2 separate regions of the Homo sapiens genome follow, and region 1 is linked to region 2. The links are chromatin contacts, found by Hi-C or POLR2A ChIA-PET in ENCODE. All regions are on one chromosome and are shown on one strand. Each heading gives the region's core, a stretch centred on a gene start or an enhancer-like site at or near the end of the contact. The rest is flanking DNA. Distances are from core to core; before and after follow the strand shown. Region 1 overlaps CORO1C (coronin 1C). Region 2 overlaps SART3 (spliceosome associated factor 3, U4/U6 recycling protein).

Evidence for each region. Hi-C counts contacts between places; a loop is a spot of excess contacts on that map. ChIA-PET counts read pairs that join two places held with the same protein, here RNA polymerase II (POLR2A). Pooled maps may share reads with other maps.
Region 1: POLR2A ChIA-PET joins it to region 2 with 11 read pairs in T-cell. The contact joins two enhancer-like sites. A Hi-C loop is called at or near these places in 1 of 37 single-sample maps with no recorded cell type and 2 of 50 pooled maps. POLR2A ChIA-PET finds 5 or more read pairs at or near these places in 4 of 52 experiments (OCI-LY7, T-cell and activated naive CD4-positive, alpha-beta T cell).

The regions. Positions count from the first base shown.
Region 1 is chr12:108,667,783-108,673,448 of GRCh38, reverse strand. All of the region lies in intron 3 of CORO1C (coronin 1C), which reads left to right. It also overlaps the pseudogene RNU7-169P. Among named protein-coding and RNA genes, the nearest start is that of MIR4496, 35 kb to the right of the region's middle. Within about 2 kb of position 3,193, at least 2 of the 41 ENCODE cell types and tissues checked have a DNase peak (open chromatin) inside an H3K27ac peak, as active enhancers do.
Region 2 is chr12:108,546,269-108,551,930 of GRCh38, reverse strand. SART3 (spliceosome associated factor 3, U4/U6 recycling protein) reads left to right here. Exons shown (of 19, transcript NM_014706.4): 2 at 2,717-2,843; 3 at 3,940-4,044. Among named protein-coding and RNA genes, the nearest start is that of SART3, 12 kb to the left of the region's middle. RefSeq lists a silencer at 2,586-2,655. Within about 2 kb of position 4,155, at least 2 of the 41 ENCODE cell types and tissues checked have a DNase peak (open chromatin) inside an H3K27ac peak, as active enhancers do.

The sequences.
Region 1 (5,666 bases), core at 1,944-4,443, 120 kb before region 2:
GTACTTTTATATAATGGAGATGGCGTCTTTCGTTAACCTCATGAACTAACCTCTGCTAGTTTCCAACTTTTCTTCTGCAGCTTCTTCACCTCTGTCAGCCTCCATGGAATTGAAGAGAGTTAGGACTTTGCTCTGGATTAGGCTTTGGCTTAAGGGAATCTTGTGGCTGGTTTGTATTTCTATCCAGACCACTAAAACAAGGCTGTTTTTGCTTTTTTATCATTCATGTGTTCACTGGAGTAGCACTTTTAATTTCCTGAACTTTTCTTTTGCATTCACAACTTGGCTAACTGGCTTAAGAGGCGCTTAGCTTTTGGCCTGTTTCAGCTTTCAACATGGCTTCCTCACTAAGCTTAATCATTTCTAATTTTTTATTTAAAGTGAGAAATGTGCAACTCTTCCTTTCACCCAAACACTTAAAGGTCATTTAGGGTTATTAATTGGCCTAATTTCAATGTTGTTATGTCTCAGATAATAGGGAGGCCCAAGGAGAGGAAGAGACAGGAATACAGGAAGAGCAGGTGGTGGAGCAATGAGAAAACACACAGCGTTTATCGATGAAGTTCACTGTCTTATATGAGTGCAGTTCATAGTGCCCCGAAACAATTACAGTAGTAACATCAGACATTACTGATCACTGTAACAGATACAGTAATAACAAAAAAGTTTGAAATCCTGCAAGAATTGCCAAAATGTGACACAGAGACAGTGAACATACGCTGTTGGAAAAATGGTGCAGATAGACTTGCCTTAGGGTTGATAAAAAGCTTCAATTTGTTTAAAAAAAAAAACAAAACAAAAACACCACCACAATATCTGTGAAGTGCAATAAAATGAGGTATGCCTGTATTTACCTAACCTCTTTAATATTAATTACATCTCCATCTCCTTTCTTTCACACAGAGAATGCAGGGTCTTAGGGATACAGAAGAAGAATTAGAACATCCTGATCTATCTCATTTGTCTTTTCACGTTATACATGTAATAGTCTCAGAGTGAAAATACTAATACCACCACCATACCATGATACTGAAAATCGTTAAAAAACTAAACGACTTTTAGTTGAAAAACTAAACAACTTTTTAAAACCCATGCTGTGTCTATTATCCCTCCATTTAAAAATGATGTATTCTGTATTTTCAAGACCACATAGCTGTTACATTCAGCAGTCTCTCCTCCCTTGGTTCTGTGAGTAACTACATTGAAGTACTCTCCATCAATCATTGTGTCAATCTTGCACCAGGCATTTGGATCATCCGAAGCTTGTTCTTGGGTGGATTCCTTAAGAAGGAGTGGGAACAATATTCTCTGAGTTCTTGTATACTGATAATAAGTTATCTGTGATCTTTTTACTTGAAAGTGAGTTTCTCTGAATATAAAATGATTGGGCAGGGACAGTGCCTCACACCTGTAATTCCAGCAATTTGGGAGGCCGAGGCAGGTGGACGGGTTGAGCCCAGGAGTTCAAGACCAGCCTGGGCAACATGGTGAAACCCCGTGTCTACAAAAAAATAAAAAATTAGCTGGGTGTGGTGGTGAGTGCCTGTGGTCCCAGCTGCTTGGGAGCCTGAGGTGGGAGGACCTCTTGGACCTGGAAGATCAAGGCTGCATTGAGCCGTGATCGTGCCACTGTACTACAGCCTGGTTAACAGAGTGAGACCAATCCTGTCTCTAAATAAATAAATAAATAAAATTATTGACTCACAGTTTTTCCTTGAGTAACTAAATACCTTATTCCATTTTCTTTTGGCATAGGTGTTGCTGTCAAAGTCAGATTATAATCTAATTTCCTTTCCTTTATAAATCATATGCTCTTTTTGCCTAAATGTTCATAAGATTTTTTTTCTTCAAATATAGTTAATTTTACTAGAAGATTGTTGGTCATTCTGAGTTGGTATCTCTAGATACCATGATATGCTCTTTCAATATATAGTTTCCAGTCTTTTTTTTTTTTCTTGCATTACAGTTTTTAATTTTTTTTTTCCTGTTCCTTTGCTTTGGTTTTCTTTATCAGAAGCTCCTGTTATCCATATGCTTTGTCTTCTTTACTTCTCTTTAGTCATTGTCAGTTTCTCTCCAAACCTCTTTTCTTTTCCTCCCCCCACTCCTTTTCTTTCTTTTTTTGAGACAAGGTCTTGCTCTGTCACCCAGGCTGGAGTACAGTGGCACGATCATGCCTTGACCTCCTGGGCCCAAGCAATCCTCCCACCTCAACCTTCCGAGTAGCTGCAACCACAGGCACTCACCACCATGCCCAGCTAATTTTCTATTTTTTTTGTAGAGACGAGGTTTCTCACAATGTTGTCCAGGCTGGCCTCTAACTTGTGGCCTCAAGCATTCCTCCCACCTTGGCCTTCCAAAGTGTTGGGATTACACGTGTGAGCCACCATGCCAGGCCCTAAACCTTTTTTTTTTATTCTTTTTTTTTAGACTTTATTATTATTATTATTATTTTGCTCTTTTCCTTTTATTTCTTTTGGGGGCATTATTTGTTGTGTTTATTTGCTCTTGTGTTCTTTCTTGGTTTGTCTTCATTTATTTCTAATTTTTTTCTTGATGTCTGTCACTTTGTTTTGAGTTTTTCAAGTTCTGGTTTATAATGTTTTATATATTGTTTTCTTATTTTGAATCACTATAATGTAGTTTTTATCTCTTTTGAGCATGTCTTTTTAGCAGTCTTATATTGTCTAAAGGGATCTTATTCTGTGTCTTATTTTCTTTTTTTCTGACAGTAATTTTGGAGTTCAACCTTGATTTTTTTTTCTTGCTTATTTTTATGTGGATTTAATTTTCCCAAGCTTTTTAAATGGTGGCTTGGTTCAGATAGCTGCTCTAATTTCACAGAACTCCCTCTCTGACATATTCAGATAGTGTTCAGAAACATGGTGCCTTGCTTTCTAATATTTCCTAGCCTGGCTTTTATGTAGCCTCTCTTATGCTTTTATCCCTCTTACTGCTATCCTGCTGAAATTCGATTTCATTTCCTGGAGTGTCTCCTTTGTGGGCCCATCCTGGAAGGGAGCCCGCTGTGGGTGATTTTGAGAGTGCTGGGGTCTAGATTGTGCCTGCCTCTTCAGACCTTTTAAATTCAGTACCCATGTGCCCAGCTTCTGTTGGAAAAGGCAAAATCCTTCCCAGTTTCTGCTGCTGATCTCACACCGGCCTGCTGCCCTCAGGTCTGTCAGGTGTCCCCTTGCTGTCCCTTCCCACACACACCCGAGGCTGATCACATGCAGGTCGTGTGGCTGTTGGTGTTTGCTCCCACCTGCTTAAATTTTGGGGATATCACCTAGTTTGTGTAAATGTTGTCCCTGGATTTTTGTTTTGTTTTGTTTTCTGCTAGCTCTGTCTTTTTACGGAGGGACTTCGGAAAAACCCCCAAAAAATGCTGCCACTGAGATTCTCTCATCTTCCCAGAATCCTCAATGTCGCCCTTTTATTGGCATTGCTGGAGTGCACATTTTGTAAATTAAATAATGCTTTGGGATAAATCTTTCTAATTTTAAAAAATCTTTAAGTATAGAACTGATATTTAAATCACCCTTTAATCACTTAATATCCCCTATATCATGTTATTATTGGAGTAATTGAAGCTTGTATAGCTTAGCAGTTGAAATGAAAGTTTAAAGAAATGTTTGATCTTCTCCTAGCCTACCTGCTTCTTAATACCTTATTTTCCACCTTGCTCTTCTGAAGGTAAAAGAACACTGTATTATAGATCAAATGGTTTCAGACAACACCCCCCGCCACCCCCCGCCTTTTTTTTTTTTTTTTTAACGGAAAAGCTCTGTGTAGTTTCTCAAGCCTAGGCTATTGGTAGTAGCTCATGAGCTACAAATAGTAGATAGTATAACAAGGCCTAGTTTTAGTAGAAGAAGGATATCAAGGAGATCCTGGGAGTAGGAGTTCTGAGCATTTGCAGGTCGCTTCGCTTAAACGCTCTCAGCCCCAGTTGCCTTCCATATAATATGGAGGTATGATAATAATATGCCTATCGAGAGTCAAAAGGAAGCTGTAAACGTATAATGGACTGTTATTTTTTGTAATGGGGATTTTGATGGATACCTATAGTGGATTCCTAGCAGCAAGAGTACCTTTAATAGACATTTCATAGAAAAATACAGTAGAACCAGTTTATCAAATGAACTGTAAAAGAATAAAAGTAATTTTTTAAAAACTGCTTTTTGTATTACTTATGGTATAAATCCATGAAGTCCTAAGCATTTAAGCATTGATTTGTTAATTTTGTGGGCATTGATTTAGTGACAGCTACTTTGCAGTTTTAGGAGAGGGAACACCAATCTTAAGATACATTCCCCCATTTTTTAGACGTGGCTTCTTTACACAGCCTAAAATTAAATTATATTGACACAGTTTACCTTTCATGTACTACTTTGTGAAACAGCATTTTATACTATCACACAGCAGTTGTGTAAATTGTACTCCCAGAAACTACACTTCACTCCTAGCTTTGCAGAGTTTTGGCTCTGTGAGTTCTTTTCTTCAGCAGTATCTTCTCAAAGAGAGTTTTAAGATTGTGGCTACCTAAGTATTTTACTTGGGGGAAATATTAGCTCCAAGAAAATAATAGTGCTTTAAATAATACAAAGAGCAGTCAACTTAAGTTTAGTGAATGATGTTGATTCAACATTGTTCCTTATCTGCAGGGTAGTAATCAAACACAAATGCAAAAAATGGCTAATTTGGACAATGGGATTGCATAATTGTTCCTTCCAGAGTCTGGGAGTTGGAAAGATATTGCAAAATGATAGTCTTAATTGTCTCCAGCTATAGAATAGTCCAAATTTTTAAGTTTAAAGGACGCTTCTCCCTTCTCTCAAATCAGTTTATTCTTCTGTAGAAATCAACAAAAATACCCTATCTAATCCATTTTTGCTTCCATTATAAATTTTCCTAATATAGTTTTTTTTGGCGGGTGGGAAGGCATTTGACAAAGACTGGAAAACCTGCTAGACAATTTTTAAAAGAGCTTTAATGCTTTCTAATATAGTTTTTGCCCTGAAATAAAAATGGAAGTGATGTTTTGGTTCCTCTCAGGCATTCAGCAGGGAGGGCTTCGTCTTAATTCCATTTTGTACAGATTGCATCTGGGCCATTTGCCAGAGGATATTATAACCCTGGCAGATCGGAACCCAACACTCGGTTCTTGGTTTTCCCGAACTCGGTGCCACTCTGCACGTCATGGTTCATTTGGGAATGCCCTGATGCCCTACATGCAGGCCTTTGTGGGCGTCTGTAGGACGCTGTACTGGTCTGCAGCTGCTACCACATCTTTAAGCTTTCTCCTGTCTCATGTATTTTCTTCATTTCCCATTTGGAATTGGTTTCCTTAGGAATGGAAAAATAGGGTCTTTTGGGGGTGTAACCCTTTTTATGGCTGTAACTCTAGTCCTAGCCCAGTAGCAAGTTGATGATGGGTGACTAAAATAGGGAAGCAGTGTCTGGAAAGCAGTATTTGAAAAATAAAACTATTTAACTAATTGTACTTTAAAATTAGCACGTGAGAGAAACCCAAGTGTCTTAGTTTTCCTTTTTTCTTGTTGGGATTGTTCTCTTGAGTTGTCCTTTTTCCATATCCAGGCTTTCACATGTGAAAAGGATGCCCATGGTACAGTAGTTCTGAACATGTGCTTAAAGTTGTTTTT
Region 2 (5,662 bases), core at 2,906-5,405:
CTTATTTTGATTTGTTGCAATTTCATTTTCATTCACTTTTTTTAATTTGTAAATTTTCTTGGAGACTTCCTCTTTGACCTGCAGATTATTTAGAAGTGTATTACTTAATTTTCACGTGTTCAGAGATTTTCTTACTGTTAGTGGTTTCTAATTTGATTCCATTGTGGTCACAAAACATACTCTGCATGGTTTTCATTTCTCTTAAATTGTTGAGGTTTGTTTTATGGCCAAGGATATGGCTTCAGTGAATGTTCCGTAAGTACTTGAGAAAAATACATATTCTGTATTGTTGGGTGGGCTGTTCTCTATATAAATTAGGTCATGTTCGTTGACGGCGTTATTGAGTTCTTCTATAACCCTGTTCTGCCTAGTTTAAAAAAAAATTAAACAATTTCCTTTCTTTTTAAAAACTTAAAAATTTTTTAATTTGCTTTTGTCTAATTTTCTTTTTCTTTTATTCATCTTCTTTTTGACCAGGTTCAACATATTCAAGTGTCTAGTAGTTTTATCAGTTGCTGAAAAGGGAGATGTTGAAGTTGCCAAATGTAATTGCTGCTGTGTCTCTTTGAGCTCTGTAATAGTTTTTGCTTCATGAATTTTCAAGCGCTCTTTGGTTCCTACACATTTAGGATTGTTATGTCTTCCTGGTAGATTGATCTATTTATTATTATGTGTCATTATATAATCCTTTTTATCTCTAGTAATTTTCTTTGCTCTGAAGTGTACGTTATGTGATATTAATATGTCCGCTTCAACTTTTTAATTAATGCTTGCATGTTATCTTTTTCTCTCCTTTTCCTTTCAACCAGTTTACCTGTGTCTTTGAATTTGAAATGAATTTCTTGTACTCACCATATAGTTGGGTTGTGTTTTTATCCACTCTACCATTATCTACCTTTTAATTAGCATATATGCACCATTCGCATTTAAGGCAATTGTTGGTTTATTCAGACCAAAGCCTGCCGTTTTACTATTTTCTGTTTATTTTCTGTTTCTCATTCTTCTGTTTCTCCTTTCTTGCCTTTCTGTGGATTATTTGAATATTTTTTAGATTTTCATCTTGATTTATTTATTTATTTTTTTGAGATGGAGCCTTGTTTTGTCACCCAGGCTGGATCTCTGCTCACTGCAACCTCCGCCTCCCGGGTTCAAGCAATTCTCCTGTCTCAGCCTCCTGAGTAGCTGGACTACAGGCATGTGCCACCACACCCAGCTAATTTTTTGTATTTTTTGGTAGAGACAGGGTTTCACCATGTTGGCCAGGCTGGTCTTGAACTCCTGACCTCATGATCTGCCCGCTTTGGCCTCCCAAAGTGCTGGGATTACAGGTGTGAGCCACCATGCCCAGCCATCTTGATTTATTTAAGGTGATTTTTAGTGTAATTGCTTTGAATAGTTTTCTCAGTGGTTGCTTTGGGTATTAAAATATACGGAGTTGACTTACATGGTATCCGTGTTTTACCACTTGAATGAAGTGAGGGAATCTTCCATTTCAGTTCTCTTTCCATCCCCACTTTTAAATAATACTGTGTTGGGTATCAGAAGTTCTTACAATGTTTGTTCCATTACATATGATTTAGAAAGCTCATGAGGAGAGGAGGATAATCTGTCGTAGTTCCCGTATTTCTGCTCTTCCTGTTCTTTCTTCCTTTTTGATGCTTTAGGATTCCTTCTTCTAACTTTTCTGTTCGAAGAACTTCCTTTAGCTATTCTTCAAGGGTAGGTCTGCTAGTGACATTTTTTTCATTTTTCTTTGTCTCAGATATATGGTAACTTAAAATAATTTTAGTTTGAAAAGTTTCAAATGTACAAATAAAACTTTATGTACCTGTCACTCAGCATCAACAGATACCAACCTGCTGCCACTCTTGTTTCTCTAATAGGGATTTCTATCTTTTTTTTTTTTTTTTTTTTTTTGAGATTGGGTCTTGCTCTGTCACCCAGGCCTAGAGTGCAGTGGTGTGGTCTCGGCTCGCTGCAACCTCTGTCTCCCAGGCTCAGGTGATCCACTTCAGCCTCCCAAGTAGCTGGGACCACAGGTGCATGCCACCATGTCTGGCTAATTTTTTGTATTTTTGGTAGAGATAGGGTTTGACTGTGTTGCTGAGGCTGGTCTCGAACTCCTGAGCTCAAGCAATCCACCTGCCTCGGCCTCCCAAAGTGCTGGGATCACAGATGTGAGCCACCACAACTGGCTTCCATCTTTTTTATTTAGTAAAATAAAAGAGGTCTTACAGTGTACCTCACATGTGCTAAAGGACGTTATGAAATTACCTTTTTATTTTTTAGTTTTTCTTAAAGACCAGTGTAACAGTAGAAATTTTTTAAATCCTTGGAAGACCTGGTATGAGCTAGAAACTAGTAGTGTCCTCATTTTATAGATGAGGAAATAGAGCTTAGGAAAGTAAATAACTTACCTAAGGTCACATACTTTTTATTTGTTTCATTAGAATGCCTCCTTTATTTCCAAGAGAACCCAAATGTCTTCTAACAGGAACTGTAACAGATTTGAGGGAGCTTTATGTTTGTTACAAAAGCCTCTTTTATTGTTTTGTCTTCTACCTGTGGGTACGTGCTGGGTTGCTGTTTCAGTGGTTTTCTCAGATAGCACGTTTATTTTGTTTGTGGCAGGTATATGTGTAGTTACCAGTAGTGACAAAAGCTAAGTTACTTGATGACGGTGTTTTAAATTTCAACTTGTTTCTTTTCCTGTTAGTTGTCTATCAACGTCTATGACTACAACTGCCATGTGGACTTGATCAGACTGCTCAGGCTGGAAGGGGAGCTTACCAAGGTGAGGATGGCCCGCCAGAAGATGAGTGAAATCTTTCCCTTGACTGAAGGTAAGCTTCAGCAGTCAGGCTGCTTTTAGAAACAGAAACAAGGCTTGCACATTTTTTACAATGTTGAAAGTGGGACATGCTCCTTGTAGAAAACCTGGAACGTTCAGTGTAGTGGAAAGAAGAAAACGCATCAGAGTTAGCTATTTTTAGTTTATTGTAGTTTTTTGCAAAATGTAGTTATGATCATATAACACGGATTTTGAATTCTGATTTCTTTATTCTAACGTTGTGGTAAACATTTGTAATGTAATTAAACTTGGCTTTCATTTCTGTATTTCCCATTTCACTATTTATGTATTTAAACCATTCTCTTGAAACCAGAAAATTGTAAATATATTTAAACTTTTACAGACAGTTTTTTATGTAAATGTTTCATACATTAATTGTTCCAGAATAGTTGGGCATTTAGGTTATTTCTACTTATTTGCTTATTAGAAACATAATTGCACTGAACAACTCTGTAGTTCAATCTTCATGAATATTAATAAGTGATCTTTGGGCAGTACTTAGAACACTTTGGTCCTAGATCCCACTCTGCCCCTTTTCCCTTCTGCAAAGCATAACTGCCGAGTGTAGATGCTGGAGTCAGGTGACCTAGATTCATTCCTGGCTACATCTTTTACTAGCTGTGTGACCTTAAGCAAATTATGTAAACATTCTAAGACTCAGTTTTTCTAGCAGTTAAATGATGGCAACAGTAGTTTCTGCATTGTAATGTATGACGGTATAGGATGAGCTATTCTACGTATAACACTTAACACATGCCTGGCATGTTGTCATCCTTAGATAGATGTCATTATTATTAGTGTTACTATCACCAACCTTACAGGATTGTGATAAAGACTGAATGAGAAAAGTGCTTTGCAAAATATAAAATGCCTAACAGGTGGAGGATATTATGATTTTAGTGATTTGATCTTATTTGGAAGCATAAAACCTCCTATGTGCTTAGTTCAGGTTTTAAGAAGTGAATTTCTGGAAACAACGCCAGGTTGTGTAAGATGGATGAAACGTTTGCATGCTGATGTCTCTTGGTAAAGTCCCTGCGCTTAGCCTACCCTTTGGTATTAATGCGGGAAGTATTTTTGTCTCGTAGAGCTCTGGCTGGAGTGGCTGCATGACGAGATCAGCATGGCCCAGGATGGCCTGGACAGAGAGCACGTGTATGACCTCTTTGAGAAAGCCGTGAAGGATTACATTTGTAAGTTCCCGTGGACTTTTTTTGGATATCTGGCAATGTCATATATATCAGTCTGCTGTTGAGGACTGTATTATGAGATGTTGCTACCCAGAAAAGGGAACGTTAGTTTCACAATTAGCAAGATTTAAGTTGAGTTGTCTTATCATTGTCTTTGGTCTTTAATTGAGGAAGTTTAATTTTAAAATAAAAGTGGAAGAAGCACTTGTAGTAAGGGAATGAATACACTCACACTCAGGATTTATTGACAGTGAGAACTTACATGGTATTTCCACTGATCTTTTATACATTCAATAGGTTTTTAGAGGTTTTGGACAGGATGCTTTAAAAAAAAAGATTAAAACATTAAAAGAAAACCTTTTTATTTTGAAGTAATTATAGAGTCATAGGAAGTTGCAGAAATAGTACAGAGAAGTCTTGTGTACTCCCTTCACCCAGTTTCCTCCAATATCTTGTTTCTGTAATACAAAATCAAAACCAGGAAATTGACCTTGGAACAATGGGAAAAAAAAGACATTTTATTACATGTGTAGATTCATCTAACCACTGCTGCAGTCCAGATACAGAGCTGTTCTGTCCCCACAGAGACCTCCCTCGCCTGCTGGTATTGACATCTTACCAGTGCAAGTGAAGTATAGAAGACTCACCTCCCTTTAAGTCTCTTTACCGTCCCTTGTATATAGTATAATTGTCTTAAATATTTTCTCCATGTGAATTGGGGACCACATCAGACAATGCTGTGGACAAAATGCTTTTAAAAAGCGTTTTAAGGCTGGGTGTGGTGGCTCACGCCTGTAATCCCAGAACTTTGGGAGACCAAGGCTGGTGGATCACTTGAGGTCGGGAGTTCAAGACCAGCCTGGCCAACATGGCAAAACCCCGTCTCTGCTAAAAATACAAAAATTAGCCAGGCATGGTGGCACGTACCTGTAATCTCAGCTACTCAAGAGGCTGAGGCAGGAGAATTGCTTGAACCTGGGAAGTGGAGGTTGCAGCGAGTTGAGGTTGTGCTACTACACTCTAGCCTGGGCAACAGAGCAAGATTCTGTCTCAAAAAAAAGCATTTTAAGGCCAGGCATGGTGGCTTATGCCTATAATCCCAGCAGTTTGGGAGACTGAGGCAGGCGGATCCCTTGAGCCCAGGAGTTCGAAATCAGCCTGCCCAACATGGGGAAAACCCCATCTCCACTAAAAATACAATTAGCCGGGCGGGGTGGCATGCAGGCCTGTAATCCCAGCTACTCAGGTGGCTGAGGCATGAAAATTGCTTGAACCCAGGAGGCGGAGGTTGCAGTGGGCCGAGATTGTGCCACTGTACTCCAGCCTTGGCGACAAAGTGAGACTCTGTCTCAAAAAAAAAAAAAAAAGCATTAAAAAAATTTCCCCTTTCAGACTGGGCATAGTGGCTCACGCCTGTAATCCCAGAACTTTGGGAGGCTGAGGCAGGTATATCACGAGTTCAGGAGATTGAGACCATCCTGGCTATCACGGTGAAACCCCATCTCTACTAAAAATACAAAAAACTAGCTAGGCGTGGTGGCATGCTCCTGTTGTCCCAGCTACTTGGGAGGCTGAGGCAGGAGAATTGCTTGAACCCAGGAGGTAGAGGGTGCAGTGAGCC